Linked DNA regions of Homo sapiens: region 2 is linked to region 1. Evidence: read pairs that join two places in POLR2A ChIA-PET (ENCODE). Cell type or tissue: PC-9. All regions are shown on one strand. Each heading gives the region's core, and the rest is flanking DNA. Links, peaks and the distances in the headings are about the cores only.

Evidence for each region. Peaks named below come from ENCODE experiments on the same cell type or tissue, not always from the same donor. Only the 100,000 strongest peaks of a DNase experiment are listed, where the experiment ranks them.
Region 2: POLR2A ChIA-PET joins it to region 1 with 5 read pairs; 2 of 35 experiments call an interaction of 5 or more read pairs at or near these places.

What each region holds. Positions count from the first base shown.
Region 1 is chr11:96,207,623-96,215,967 of GRCh38, forward strand. All of the region lies in intron 1 of MAML2 (mastermind like transcriptional coactivator 2), which reads right to left. Among named protein-coding and RNA genes, the nearest start is that of MIR1260B, 130 kb to the right of the region's middle. RefSeq lists an enhancer at 7,788-7,857. In PC-9, for the core only: no CTCF peak of the experiment used is centred there; DNase peaks (open chromatin) are centred at 259 and 5,099; H3K27ac peaks cover 4,728 bases.
Region 2 is chr11:95,820,432-95,828,776 of GRCh38, forward strand. CEP57 (centrosomal protein 57) reads left to right here. Exons shown (of 11, transcript NM_014679.5): 7 at 1,440-1,547; 8 at 2,068-2,145; 9 at 7,355-7,596. Among named protein-coding and RNA genes, the nearest start is that of CEP57, 34 kb to the left of the region's middle. In PC-9, for the core only: no CTCF peak of the experiment used is centred there; no DNase peak of the experiment used is centred there.

The sequences.
Region 1 (8,345 bases), core at 150-8,149:
AGAAAAACAGAGGTGAAATCCACTTTACCGTATGGAGTATAACTGCTGTCCCTTAAAAATTGTCCAGGCAGTATATGCATGGCTGTGAGTAAACCAGTGATGATTACAAAATACAACAGATATCACACCAACTAATCCAAGGGCTCTGCATCTTGCCATTATCGAATAAAGAAGGCACTTTCAAGGCTTTACTGTTTTTAAGATCTATATCCTGGCTTGTGTAAACATATACGGTCATCACTAAATAGATGCCTCTCTGTTACAGAGCCAACAAAGAACTTTTTTTTAAGCCCTCACTTCCTCTCCAGGAAATGGTGTATATTCAGAGAGGAAGCTGTCTTCCTGTTTTCTCCATACTAACACACTTGCTGGGTTTTTTTCTAAGCTCCCAAACTCAGAGTCTCCATCATATGGAACAAACTCTTCTTAGCAACAGGCCACATTTTTTGCTGCAGTGATTTTAAAAAAGATTTATTTTCTGTAAGTCATAAAAAGTATTATTAGTCTAATTTTTCATCTACTGTATTCTCAAGTACTATGTCCCCTCCCAAACTCTATCTTATTCAGCCTATAATAAGGGCATTAGACTCCTCCAATGGGGTTATTCTGTCAAAATTCTTAGCAAAATACATCACCTCCTAGCTTCCCAATTACAAAAGCAACTTGACAGGGCACCTGCTTTTTATTATTTCAGTGTTGTGAGATACAAACCCAGTGTGCCTGGCACCCAAGAATGAAATATAATTCAAGAACGTTTTGTACATTCTGCTCTAATGTTTTAGCATTTCAGCATTGATTTCTGGGACTATTAAAAAAGAACCATTTGGAAACAAACAGAAGTATTTTTCTTTAGTTGTTACAGTCACTTGAGGAACTCTTGTTTCATTTATTTCATGTAGAGATACTTGAAGTAATAAAGTTCAGGTAAACCTGAGAATTAAGGCAGGGCTAACCCTGGATGATATATTAAATGAGATGAATTTTGAGTTTGTTAACTTACTAGTTTATTAATTCTGGTAATATGACAAAATAAAGTTCTTTAACACCCCCCAAAGATAACACTAGTTCACCAGCAATGGATCCAAACCAAGACAAAATCTCTGAATTGCCAGAAAAAGAACTCAGAAGGTCAATTATTAAGCTAATCAAGGAGGCACCAGGGAAAGGTGAAGTCCAACTTAAAGAAATTAAAAAAAAATCATACAGGATATGAATGGAAAAATCTTCAGTGAAATAGACAGCATAAATAAAAACCAATAACAACTTCTGGAAATGAAGGACACATTTAGAGAAATGTAACTTACCAGTTTGTTAACAACTCGATGTGTCAGTTATCTGTTAAGAGTTTTCAAAATGTGGTCCAGAAGACCTCCTGCATCAGAATCATCAAAGTGCTTGTTAAAATGCAGTTTCTCAGTCTCCTTCCAGAATGATCAAATCAGAATCTATGAAGTACCCCTAAGAATTTGCATTTTTGTCATCTTCCCAGTTTGATTACTTAAGTGTGTGACAAAAGACATAAGGGGTTAGTGCTCCCAGGGATATTTACTTGTTCACAGAGAGCAACCAAAGACTTGAAAACTTTGAAAACCTGTAACTTTTTTTGGGTGGGGGGTGGGGGGGCAGTCTTTTGGGACAAGGGTACCTTCTTCACATCCCTCAAATTTTATAATAAAAGCAGCTCCATCTTCATCTACTTATGCATTGGACTCTAGGGATCAAATATCAAGAAAGGCTGGGTGCAGTGGCTCACGCCTGTAATCTCAGCACTTTAGGAGGCCGAGGTAGGTGGATCACTTGAGGTCAGGAGTTCGAGACCAGACTGGCCAACCTGGTAAAAACCTGTCTCTACTGAGGCAGAAGAATCGCTTGAACCTGGGAGACGGAGGTTGCAGTGAGCGGAGATTGGCGCCACTGCACTCCAGCCTGGGTGACAGAGTGAAATTCCATCTCTAAAACAAACAAACAAACAAACAAACAAACAAAAAAGCAAAGTATCAAGAAAAAAATAATTGTATTCTTTATTGGTATCCTGTAACATACTGTATTGGGCAGATATTCTGAAGATAATTAACCTGGGCATTATAAAATCTGTAGGCTCCTTTAATTGTAATTATTTTGAGTGCATTTCCACTTTAACAGTGCCACGAAACTATCGATTATTTTGTAAATTACCCTCCAGCAGGAAAAGAAAGAAGAAATACAGTTTAATTTCTTATATCAAGCAATAGACCTCAATATCTCCCACTATGCATGGAATAGTTAAGAATAGTTTAATAATATATTAGTGGTCATTTCTGGAGGCATACTTTACGGTGAATGTTCAAAATTTTGATAGAAAAGCAGACTTTAAAACAAACTGAAGTGGTGGATTTAGACAATCAGTAGTTAACAATACCTAACTTCAAAGATTCTCAGTTAATTTTGCTTTTCTTTTGTTCTCAATAATGACTACAAAATGTGCCTTACCATTTTATTTTATTTTATTTTTATTATTTTTTAAGACGGAGTCTCACTCTGTCGCCCAGTTTGGAGTGAGTGCAGTGGCACAATTTTGGCTCACTGCAATCTCCACCTCCTGAGTTCAAGCGATTCTCCTGCCTCAGCCTCTCAAATAGCTGGGATTACAGGCACCCGACACCACGCCTGGCTAATTTTTGTATTTTTGTAGAGATGGGGTTTCACCATGTTGGCCAGGCTGGTCTGGAACTCCTGACCTCAGGTGATCTGCCCACCTCGGCCTCCCAAAGTGCTGGGATTACAGGCATGAGCCACTGTGCCCACCTGCCTTATCATTTTAGATATGTCCAAAACACAGTTTATAGAAATTTACCAAATGATTTATCAGTTACTTACTAATTAGTATAGAATTGAGATACCTAAAAGGTATTCATTCATTTAATATAGAACAACACATCAGATCTATGTTCAAACAGCTCTAAAACTTGTTAAGTCCTCTGACAAGTCAATCACTCTTTCTAAGAATTATTTACTCATCTGGAAAACAGGAGTAACAAGAGGAACTGTGTCAAAGAGATATTGGGGGGATTAAATTATGCATATGATGTACTTAGCACAGCACCTAGCATAGAGCATAGAGTAAGTGCCCAATAAATGTTACTATAAATATTATTAATATTTTCTTATCTCTAAGCATAGTGTTCAACAATTAACTGCATACCATGATACTTTTATAAAACCAATATATAGATATATTGTTCAACTTTTCACACTATTTTACTCTATAGCATATGTGAATATAATTGTTAATTATAAATTCCAAAATTTGAAATTCCTTTGTCTCTTCCTTTTCTGTGGCTTCATATATGCACTACTTCCATAAACTACATGTGAAGCTGACATTTTTCTGTCCATTTATTGGACTACATTTAGATTTATATCCTTACCTATCTTTGGATTTTATATAATAATCAGAAATTTGGAGTCAGATTACCTTATGTATAATGGTTAACTTTTAAAGAAATTTAAGTGGATTAAAGTTAAATAAACTTTAGAGAAACCTAAAAGTCACAGAAGCCTTAAAGGTACATACATATTTTTAAAATCCTAATTTTACACTGTTAGCATCTTGATGTGATATCAACACCATTTATGAAGACACTCTTTGTTAATTAGTTTATGGGGTGTTAGGTGAATTATTCAGTAAATGGTTATCAAAAATCAAATATTTAACTATAAACATTGAATGATAAACAATATTCCTCTGATCTTAATAATTGTCGTAAGTACATTACTTCAACAACTATTTACTGAATTCCTTTTGAGTGGAAGACATTGTCCAATGTGATAGGGTCTTTGAAATTAAAAAAAAAAAAAAAGAAAAGCCTGTTATCCAATTTGATGAGCTCAAAGTCTGTTGGGTGAGACAGATGTAAAAAGATATCATAATATAAAAATAAGAATGAAATACTGACTTGCAGGGGCCCAAGGGGTAGTTGTAAGAGAAGGGAAGATCAGAGGTATGGGGGCGTCTTTGAGGATGTCACACATCTGATGTCAGGCAAGTACTTGAGGAAATGTGACAAGTTTATTGTAAATGAATCACAGGGGCCCACAGGGTACCTAGTGGAGCAGATGGAAAGGGGTTGGAGCTCTAATCCTGGAAATTGCTAATATATTACAATAGTTTGGATTCGTCTTTAAGCACTAGTTGAGGATCTAACATTTTTCCTAATAGAAGATCAACAAAGATAAAATTCAGTTTTGAAAGTTATCTGTGGCAGAATACAGAGGGAAGATTAGATAGAATGGAGAGAACTAGGCCACAGAGAAAAGTTAGGAAGCTATGGTGAAAAAAGATGAGTGCTGAACTGACGCAACTGTATCAGTAAAATAGGAAAGCGATGTGCTGGGTTCAAGAGATATTTCAAGATAAAATAAAAATGATTTGAAAACTGGATAGATATGGAACTTGGGCAAGGAGCTGAGAATGCTTGATTAATTTAGGCTATAAAAGGAAGACAAAGTGTGTGTGTGTGTGTGTGTGTGTGTGTGTGTGTGTGTGTGTGGAAGGGGGACTCGTAATCTCATTTGTGGATACAATTTTTGAAGTACCTGTGGGAAACAGGCAGAGATATTCAAGAGGCAATGAGATCTGGCAGTTAAGTGAGAAAGTTAAGTTAAAGATAATGGATTTAGGAGCCAGTGTCAGATAGATGGTAACTGAGGACACAAGAGTGTCTGCGATCACCGAGAAGAGCAGGCAGAATCAAAGACAGACAAGGACAGATCCTAAAGAATGTAACACATTTAAGGGTTTACCCAGGAAGAGGATCCAGCAAAGAAGGAGCAAGTAGAGCAGAGAGAAGCAAGAGGCAATCTGGAAGGCAAAGTAATGGCAAAAACTGCAATGACTTATGCACCAACTTAATAGTAGAGAAGATTTTTTAGGAAGCAGAGATTGTCATCATCTTATCAGTCAGCAGCAGTGGGTGAGCCTCCTCTCAAGAGACAAGGCTGCTAACAAGGAGTTAATTCACTGTCACCACCCTTTCACAATCTCTAGTAGAAGTGCTAGCAGAAAGAAAATAGTCCCATGATAGAGACGGCAGAAGAGAGAAAGAAGGAACAAGACGTTTAGATAACTCATAAATGAGTCATCAGTCCATAAACAAGAAAAAGTCAGCAATGTGACCATTCCTTCTGACATAAAGGAGCAAGAAGACCTCTCAATTAAAAAGAAGTCTTCCTAAGAATTGAGGCAACATGGTAATTTAAGCAACATTGAATCTCTGCAGGCAAATTGCTTGGTATAACTCAAAAATTATTGATGAATGAACTTGGGTAAGACACTCTACCAGCCAGGGCCTCGGTTTCCTCATCTTACAATTAGGAGGAATGGGTAACATAAACTCTATGAGCCTTTTCAACTCAAGCATACCAAGAGCCCATCTGGTCCTCACAAGTATCATATGTGGTAGGAACTATTTTTAGCCTATTTTACAGGTGAGGTGACCAAGATACAGAGAGTTTAGAAAACTGACCCACACAGGAAAAGAGTAGAAAAGCTAAGTTTTGAATTTGGGGCTTTCTGACTACAAAGCCCATGTGCTACAGGACCCCATTGGAGCTCTTAGAACTTTCAAAGTACTTCAGCATTCTTCCTATTTTAAAAATGTGAGGCTATGAGGGAATATGGATAGGTATTGCTACCTGCACAACAGGTAAAGAAACTGGGAATTTACCTACAACTATACGCCCAGTAATGGAGAGCCCTAATTCAGGTCTCCTAATTCTACTCTACTTTATGATCTTTTAAAGACCAGTAATTACATTACATTAACAAACACTAACCTTGAGACCAAATTTAACATCTTGGAAAGAAACCACTGTTACTCTTATAACTGTATAAAATATCCTTTCTTTCTAGAAATCATAGCATCCCATATGGAAGTAAACTATCTGAGATTCTGCCTTAAGAAGTGTAGATGGCAGTTTAAGTATAGCCCTCTAAAAAGTAGCAGCTTTTCCTACATCATCTTACTAGTTAATCTTCCTGGGAACGGGCTGATATTTACTCATCCCAGGAGACCACTGAATTGTCTGGACTCCAAAAGATACCAAGGATAAGGTTTTAAGTTCCCCACCATTAGTCATCACTTGGAGAAAAGTGACAGAGCTCTTTACAGATGCATTGCCTTGTCTTTGCCCTTAAAATTAACAATTTTCAATGAATTTAAATTAGGAAAAGTCAGTAAAGAGTGCCCTCCCTCCCTTAAAAGTGGTCGGTTCCCTGGGTAAGATGTGAAATACTTGGCAGTCTCCAGACGACAGGATCAGATAGGCTAACAATGAATTTGAGAGCTTGCAAAGAAAAGTTAGACAGAATGGATCAGGTTAAAGTGGACACAAATGCCCAACTACAAATTCTAATTATTTTCCTTCCCACTCTTGGAACAAAGAGACAATTGTAAAATATATTTTGTATGTATATATACACAAATATACATATACATATATACAAATAGTGAAAGTATCTCCTATTATTGATGCTCAGAATTTCTATGGAATATAATATATGTGCAGTTTTAACAGTTGAATAATAAAAAATGAATACTTCCTTAGAACTAGGATATAGCTAATTTCTAATATAGGTCTTTTGAGGCCATGCCTAGGTTATTCTGGTAAACTGATATTGTGGAGAAAACGTTTTTGAGTCACGAAATTCTGGATTCAAATCTTAGCACGTCCTCTTAGAGCTCTGTAGATCCAAGTTACGTAACTTTTCAGAGCTTCAGTTTTCAAAACATCTGTAAGATGGAGGAAAGAACACCAACTTTTGGGGGTTCTTATAAAGATTAAATGTGATAAAGAATGTAATCTCTCTAGAACCTTTAGTTCTCATTTCCTTTATTGCCTCCTATTCCTTTGGTGATCATGTACAACAAAATAGGAAACACTTGCTGATGTTGGTAAACCATGAACTCAACTCCAAAGCAGGAGGTTTAAATAACCAAGAAAACTCCAGGAACTGATGCCATTATTTTCCTAATGAGAAGCACTTATAGTCATGCGAAATACACCACACACTTACTTCTAGGTCATTGGCCAACATTTTTGTCCTGAGTGGCAGTGATTGGCTACTCACATTACCCTCTGAAAGCAGCTCTATTTTAGTAGAAGTTGTCAAGTAGCTGATGTATGCTGAAAACTATAGAAAGTCACCCTTTCCTCAAGTTCTTAATTGCATCCATTTGTTTAAAAATGCCAAAAATGCACATGCTCTGACCTTTCTGAGATTTGAACTCAGATCCAGTGAGGAAGTAGAGGCTGAGGATTAGGAAAGAACCATGTGTCTTTGGAAATTGGCCATGTGCCTCGTCTAGTTGACCTTGGATACTTGAGATTGGGTCCAGTGGTTCCCTCACTTTCTTTGCTTCACAAATTAAAAAGATCTAGCCCATAAGAGATGTCTGTGTGTCCATTTCTTGCACTAGGAATATGGGAAAGCTGCTTAAGAAACTGCTGCTTGCAGCTCATGAAATCATGAGTCATTTGTGTAGTAAAGTGAATTGGCCACTTACATTTGTACAAAGTTGAAAAGAGGGTGGGCTGGGGAATGGGGTAATTCCAACTCAGAAATAAATCATCTGAGTGGACTGTATGCCCCTTGAAATGCTGGGGCAGGTTGCTGGGTTCACAGAGAGCAGGTCCCCAGCACTGACATCCTTCCAAGTAACAAATCTTCATCAAGGCCTCACGACCTCTTTAACACCAGCATATAACACAGAAGATTTCAGATCATAGTGTGCTCTCTCTTCCACTTCCTGTTATTTTTAATTCTCTGCTTTGTTTCATGTTTTTAAAAGTCTTTACTAACACTTCTAGGGGCAGCTTCTGAATGAGACAGTGGCCAGTAATTTCTCTGACGAATACACATTGTTGTCCCCTCTTTGGGGCTGAGGAAATCCGAGGCAGGAAATGGTCAGTGGCTTGTTCAGTGTGGTGTAGAAAGGTAGAGACAGACCGACCTCATGAGCAGTTCACCGGTTAATTAAGCCCACTGAACCCTGCTGCCACCTGGAAATGGGTCCTGGGCTCGTTCCTGCACTTCCTCCTCCACACCTGCAGCTGGGCAGAGCCCAGCTGCAGCCACCCCCCTCGGGTGCTGGCTGCCACTGCTTTGGCTGGTTGTTCCCTCTCTTTAACCCATTTCTTTTCACTCTTGGACCTTTTATCCTTTTCAGTCAAATGATAGATCCAAGTCCAGAAATTACAGAACAACAGATTGGAACAACAAAGGCAATGAGAATGTCTTTCTAGCTTTCTAAACTTAGGCCCCCAAAGACTTCCAAACACATTTCAAAAAATTATTATCTAAAAGC
Region 2 (8,345 bases), core at 199-8,198, 390 kb before region 1:
AAATACAAAATTGGCCGGGTATGGTGGTGCATGCCTGTAATCCTAGCTACTTGGGAGGGTGAGGCAGGAGAATCGCTTGAACCTGGGAGGTGGAAGTTGCACTGAGTTGAGATCACACCACCTGCATTCCATCCTGGGCAACAAGAGCAAAAAAAAAAAAAAAAAACAGTGTTCTGCATTTTGCATCTTGGTGTTGGTGTGATCAAATGAGAATAAAAAATAATGAAAGTGCTTTAAAATGTTTTAAAACTGTAGCACAGAAATATACAGCTGCTGGGAAGAATAAATAAACTGGAAGTTAAAATACTCAAAAAAAAGTTCTTGTATACTGTTTACACTCATTGGCATCATAAGTCTTCTAGAGTAGTAATTTCCTGTTCATTGAATTGTGTCTAGTCAATTTACTATATATAAAGCAATGTTAGGTGTGTTTGGAGTGTATAGATGCTTCCTGAGGGTAGAGATTCCTGTATTCCTTTGTCATGGAATAGATTTTTTACCCCAAAGCTGCACTCATGTGGGAAGTATTAGTAATAATCTTAGTATCTGTTTTTATGGAATCCAGTGGTTCTGAATATTTGTTCTAGCTCCATTATAATTTCCTGGGGAACTCTTAAAATACTTTAAAATATGAATTTCCCCAATCTGGAAAGGCCAAAATCATGAGATCTGGACAGGCACCTGGCAGTCCAAATTGTCCTCATAAACTGCAGACAGTTTTGGTACATATAGGCAGATTTGAAACAAACACTATTCCAGACAGGTTTTTTGTTTTGTTTTGTTTTGTTTTTTTAAAAAGGAAAGTTGAAAGTTGGCTTAGTGAAAAGAGCAGTCCTTTTTTGAAATTCTTAGTGCTTGTGGAATTTCTACCATGAAGATAGGTTATTTTTAAATTAGTATAGTTACTCAGCTTCTAGAGAAAAGGGCTTGGTAACATTTGCCTGATAGCTTCCAGTGTTTTTTGTTTTTTGTTATTTTTTTGGATATAAGTTTTCAATTCCTTTTTCTTATATAGTAAGTGCATGGCTTTTTAGAAAGGGAAGAAATGTATTCTGCTCTTCGGCTGTTTTGTGTCTGGTAATGTAGTAGATGCCATTTTTGAAAAGAATATATTTAAGCAATGGTTTGGGGTTAGATACATTGCATTTAACTCGTTAGATAGAATTTATGGAGTAACTACAAATACTGGAGATAATGTGTTCCACGCTGAAGAAGGGACAAATTATAACAGAAGGTCAAGATAAAATGAGAGACTGGTATTTATTTAAAATATTTGACAAACGTTGATAGATTGGTTCAAGACATAGTTATACAGCTGTAATATGTTTTTCAGTTAGATACTACCATTGGTTTTTACAGGCTTTTTACATGACACATCTGAAATCTGAGTCATAGCTTTTATTTCTACAGCATTAACTTGAGGCTCTCATTTTTCCTAGTTGCAGACTGGTCTAGAAACAAATAGACTTATCTTTGAAGATAAGGCAACTCCGTGTGTTCCCAATGCAAGAAGAATTAAAAAAAAGAAGTCAAAACCACCAGAAAAGGTGTGAAGACAGAACCAAATCAGGCAAAATGCTGATTACTTGGTATAGTTTATGTCAAAACACCCATAAACTGTGTGGTGTACTACAACCTTGAGAGAGTAAATCTTTCATTCTCAATTTCTTCATTCAGAAGGTGGAGATAAGTAATACCTACTCCTAAATTTTTATCCTGATAGTGAGAAAATATATAAGCATTTTGGAACTACAGAACACCATACAAAATTAGCATTATTAGTACTGCATTATCTTGTGCTCTTACAATGTTTTGTGTATATGTATACTGATTTTCTACTTAGAATGTAACTGTTGTTTTGTCAAGTGCTTTTTTCCCCCCAGCCTTTCCTAGGCTAGGATATATGCTAACAAGTACTATTAGGAGCTGGCTTGTGATCATAATGCCAACTATAGATAAGGCAAGTAGTAGCCTAGTAGTTAACTGAAGTTTCAAGTTAGTCATGTATAGTCAGTTTTTATTATCATGTGAATAAAATAAAATTGTTTTCCTTTTCTTTTCATTCAGAAAAGTTCTAGGAACTATTTTGGTGCACAACCACATTATAGATTATGCTTGGGTGATATGCCATTTGTAGCTGGGAAGGTGAGTTGGTCAAACTCCGGATTCTTTTTATACAACATTGATCCCTGAATTAAGTCCCTGCATCTGCAAGTATGTCTACAAATGGAAGGAACATTTTTCTGTGCCTTTACCAGTGTGTGGATCACAGTGATGTGAAAATGAGATGTAGGGAGGTTTTTGGGGATTAGGGAAGCAAGGAAGAGATGGGGAGGATACCTTAAAGTAGATAAAGTATATGTGGAAAGGAAGTGATAAAACAGAGACCCTAAGTTGAAGAAGGTGTTGTTTCAGATAGGGGTCAAGGAAATAAGAAATAGTATGTTTGTAGCATTGGATTTTTAGTATCAATCCTGTTGAGTTACATTTAGATATAGGTAGATATTCGAATAAGCACGTAGCACATTCTGCTTGTCCTCACATCCAGATCATTTCTAGGACTAATTCTCCAAGAAGCAGTCATACGTACACTTGAATCTTCAGTTTCTTCAGCACTTGAATGTAAAGCTGTATTGTCATATATCAAGTACTGAGTGAAGTGCCTAAAACTGTGCTAGTTGACACTACTTTATAAGCTGTTTGTGTTGCTGGTGGTTTTATATTTAGATTCCAACTAGATTGTTATTCTGGCATCTTGGGAAGTAAATGTTCTTCTGAATTTTGTATTTGTTTATATTTATTTATTTTAAACCCCTAGTAAATTCGCAGTGAAATCATGGGGAATATAATAAATTAGTGGTGACAAGCATTTGAAAAAGGTACAGTTGACCCTTGAACAACATGAGTCCGAACTCTGTGTGGGTCTACTTACAGGCAGATTTTTTTTTTCAATAAGTATCTTGGAAAATTTTTTGGAGATTTTTGGCAATTTGAAAAAACTTGCAAACTATAGCTTAGAAATATCAGAAGTTAAGAAAAAGTTGGTATGTCATAGATGCATAAAATTGACTATGTCAATACTAGTGCATTTTATCATTTACTACCATAAAATATACACAAGTTTTTTTTAATTATAATTTATCAAAACAATTTGCACACAGACTACGTGACGCCATTCACAGTCCAGAGAAATGTAAACAGAGATAAAGATGCAGTATGAAATCATAACTGTATAAAATTAACTGTAGTACATACTGTACGACTGATAATTTTGTAGCCACCTTCTGTTGCCATTGTGATGAGCTCAAGGGTTGGGAGTATTCACTTAAAATGCCACGTGACGCTAATCATCTTCAAATGAGCAGTTCATCTCTCCAGTCAATTGTGTATCACAGTAAAAAGTGTTCTCTAGCAGTTCCATATTTTCCATCATGTTTAGCACAATACAGTAAATAATTTGAATAATATCATGGGACCCATATCAAGTGCTACTAATGATGGTGGAAGTGCTCCCAAGAAGCAGACAAAAGTCATGACATGACAAGAAAAAGTTGCATTGCTTGATATGTACCATAGATTGAGGTCTGCAGCTGCGGTTGTCCACCATTTCAAAATAAATGAATCCAGCTGAAGGCCTATTGTAAAAAAAAAAAAAAAAAAAAAAATGATCCCGGCATGTTGGCGTGCACCTGTGGTCCCAGCTACTCAGGAGGCTGACAGAAGAGGATCACTGTAGCCCAGGAGTTCGAGACTGTAGTAAGCGATGATGGCACCACTGTACTCCAGCATAGGCAACAGAGTAAGATCCTCTTTAAAAAATTTTTTTTAAAAAAAAAAGGAAATTGTGAATCTGTCACTGCAGCTACTCTAGCAGGTGCCAAAACCTTGTGCTTTTTGCAAAATAGCTTTTTATCTCATTGAAAATGCAGCTTTTATGTGGATGCAGGATTGCTATAAGAAAGGCATACTTGTAGACTCTAATATGATTTGAGAAAAAGGAAAGTCATTATATGACAACTTAAAAGGAAGGTGAGGTATCTAAAGCTGGAGAATTTAATTCCAGCAAAGGATGGCTTGATAATTTTAGAGGTTTGGCTTTAAAAATGTCAAGATAGGAGAAGCAGCTTCTGCTGACCAAGAGGCAGCAGATGAATCCCAAGATACCATTAAGAAAATCATTGAGGAGAAAGGGTATCTTCCTGAACAGGCTTTTAATGCAGACAGAAGTACCCTATTCTGGAAAAACATGATGCCACGAAGGATATTTATAAGTAAGGAGGACAAGTCAGCACCAGGATTTAAGGAAAGAGGAGACGGGCTAAATCTACTATTTTGTGAAAACACAATCCGATTTACAATCAGGACTGCCCTTATCTATAAAGCTGCTAATCCCTGAGCCTTCAAGGGGAAATATACCCAACTGCCAGTCTTTGGGTTTACAACAAGAATGACCCTTTGAGAACCCTTTTTCTAAACTGGATTTAGAAAAAACATTGATCCATCAATCCTTTGTCCCTGAAGTCAGGAAGTAATTTGCCAGTAAGAGACTGCCTTTTAAAGTCTTTTTAATACTAGGCATTGCCCCTAGCTACCCAGGAGCATGGAAGTTCAACACCAAAGGCATGGAAGTAGTCTACTTGTCCCTAAACACAGTGTGTCTAATTCACCCTCTGGATCAGGGAGCATAAGGACTTCTAAGGCACATTACATACACTATAAAAAGGGTTCTTAATGCTGTGGAAGAGAACTTCAGAGAGAACATTATGAGGGTCTGGAAGGATTACAGTTGAAGATGATGCCATCATTTTTATAGAAAAAGTCATGAAAGCCATCAAGTCTGAAATAATAAATTCCTGTTGGAGAAAACTCTCCAGGTGATATGCATGATTTCACAGGATTTATGACAAAGCCAATCATGAAAAAGATGGTAGATATGGCAAAAAAGGTTGGAGGTGAAGGATTTCAAGATACGAATTTTGGAGAAATTAAAGAGTCAGTAGACACCATGATAGAGGAATTAACAGAAGATGACTGGGATGGATAAGAGTGCTTTCAAACCAGTGCCACAAGATGAAGAAGACAACACAGAAGTAATGTCAGAAAACAAGTTGACATTAGATAATCTGACAGAAGGGTTCTAATTATTCAAGACTGCTTTTGACTTTTTTTTTTTTTTTTTTTTTGAGACGGAGTCTCGCTCTGTCACTCAGGCTGGAGTGCAGTGGCACGATCTCAGCTCACTGCAACCTCTGCCTCCTGGGTTCAAGCAATTCTCCCACCTCAGCCTCCCAAGTACCTGGACAACAGGCACGCGCCACCATGCCTGGCTAATTTTTGTATTTTTTTAGTAAAGACAGGGTTTCTCCATGTTGGCCAGGCTGGTCTCGAAATCCTGACCTTAGGTGATCCACCTGCCTCAGCCTCCCAAAGTGCTGGGATTCTGTAATCCCACTGTAATCCCAGTGGCTGAGCCACTGCGCCCAGCCTGCTTTTGACTTTTACGACATCGACCCTTCTATGATACATCACTGAAACTAAAACAAATGGTGGAAGAATTGGTATCTCATAGAAACATTTTTAGAGAAATGAAAAAGCAGAAAAGTCAAGACAAATTATAGTGTATTTCTGTAAAGTTACACAGAATGTGCTAGCCTCTCCTGCCTCCCCCTCCACTTCTTCTGCCTCTGCCACTCCTGAGACAGCAAGACCAACCCTACCCTTCTGCCTACTCAACAGTGAAGATAATGGGGATGAAGGCCTGTATGGTGATCCAGTTAATGAATAGTAAATATACTTTCTCTTCCTTAGGATTTTCTTAATATTTTTTTCTAACTTTACTTTTAGAATATTGCTTACAATACATAAAACAAAAATGCTTCCAGTCAACAGCAGGCTATTACATTTTAGGGCAAAATTTATTATAGTTCTCAGTTACATAAGTGGGAGCTGAATGATCAGAACCCATGGACACATAGTGGGGAACAACATACACTGGAGCCTGTTTGGTGGGGGAGTTGGTCAACGGGGAGGGAGAGCATCAGGAAGAGTACCTAATGGATGCTGGGGTTAATACCTAGGTGATGGGTTGATCTGTGCAGCAAACCACCATGACACACATTTACCTATATAACAAACCTGCGCATGTACGCCAGAACTTAAAAGTTGAAGGAAAAAAAAATTTCATTATGGCAGAGTTTTGACTACATGGGTGGTCGGTGCCCCTAACCCCTCCATTGTTCAAGGGTCAAGTGCATATTAATATAATCAGAAAAATAACAGAACGAGAATTTTTTAAATTATTGCATATTGAAAGTGTACTCATAGGCAATTAGTATGCTAAATATATATTACAAGTTACGAGCAAAATAGTGGTTACATCGATTGATTTTTGAATAGTGGACCAGCCTTGCATTGATGTAATAAACTCCCACTTGGATGTGATATATAATACTGCTGCATTCACTTTGCTAGCTAACAATAGAAACTAAGATTAGAAGGAAAGCATATGTTTAGCTTAGCATGGTGGTTCCAAATCTGGCTAATCAAAATCAACTGGAGGACTTGAAAACACAAATTTCCAAACCCTAACTCTGCAGTGAGTTTGGTGTGCTGCCTAGGAACCTGCATTTTAAATATGCTTTCTAATAATATTTATGGAGCCAAGTAAGCCCAGCCATCTATTTATAAAGTGGAATAGTACATTGAGATTGTTGGTTTAGTGTTTAAAACAAAAGCAAAATATCTTTGAGAAGTCTATCAGGTTTTTCTTACACACGTGATAGACATGTAATTTAGTGCTTCCTATTATTCCAGGATACAGAAATGAACAATAGTGTCTACCACCTGGATGTACACTGTTTAATAGGTGAAATAGATATGTAAAAGCAATTAAAATATGATAAATGCTATGAGAGAGATGTAAAAAGTGTTATAGGTGATCTGATAATGGACTGATTGATTACCTGGCAGTTTTAAGGAAGCCTTTAAAAATAATATATTTGAACTGGGTTTTAAAGAATGATATAAATGTTGCTAATACACCAAAAAAATGTCATCTGCAAATATGGTTTGTTCACAAAATGGAGAGAAGGGGAGGATGATAGGACATGAGGCTAGGAAATGTAGGTTGCAGCTCAATGATGTGTATGTAGGGCCTTATTTTCCATTCTGAAACATAGTTAGTGGATTTATATCAAAGGATTTCAAATAGAAGAACATCATGATGAGAATAATTTTAGGATTTATATACTCTACTTTAGGGGGTGGAGAGTTCTTTTTACCTAGGCTTAGGGAATAGAAAGTGGTGTAGAGAATATAACTTCAATTACTTCTTTCATCATTTTTCTTCCTTTAGTCCACAAGCCCTAGCCATGCCGTGGTAGCCAATGTTCAGCTTGTCTTGCATCTAATGAAGCAACACAGTAAAGCTTTGTGCAATGATCGAGTCATCAACAGTATTCCTTTGGCAAAGCAAGTATCTTCACGAGGTGGTAAAAGTAAGAAGTTGTCAGTAACACCTCCCTCCTCCAACGGTATTAATGAGGAGTTGTCAGAAGTCTTACAGACTTTACAGGATGAATTTGGGCAAATGAGCTTGTGAGTTTTTGTTTTTTTTTTTAAATTCAGTTTAGCTCTAAAACCTCATTTTTTAAAAACTTGTTGACTTTATTAAATCTTACTTTCCTTTGTTGAGCAAGTATGGTTGAGCACAATCCTTATACCAACCAAGTTACTGGGACTTTAACAAATACAACTAATAAGGGTAAAATCTCTCTCTTTTTAAATACTGTTAAATGTTTTGAAGACCAAGGTTTATATTTAAGTTTTATTTCTTTGAGAACTTATGATATACAGTCATGCATCACTGAATGACAAAGATGTGCTCTGAGAAATACATCATTAGGCGATTTTCTTTTCCTTGTGCTAACATAAGAGTGTGCTAAGCTTATAGCTTATTGCTCCTAGGCTACAAACCTATACAGCATGTTACTCTACTACTAAATACTATATGCAGTTGTAACACAATGGTAAGTATTTGTGTATATAAACATCTAGGTAGAGTAAAAATATGATACTAAAGTCTTACGGGACCACTGTTGTATATGTGGTCTGTTGTTTACTACATCATCATCTGGCACCTGACATCACATTCATTTTAGCTAAACTTAACTGATAAGACATGAGTGTTTGAAGAGCAAGATTCATCTGTAGACTTTACATATACAATACTCTTTTGGGGAAAATAAGAATATAAAGAATTAACCTTGAAATTAAGAACTCTTGCATTTCCCTCTAGTGCCTTTCTTGAACTTTTAAATTCATATTTTTAATTAAAAATTTCTTGA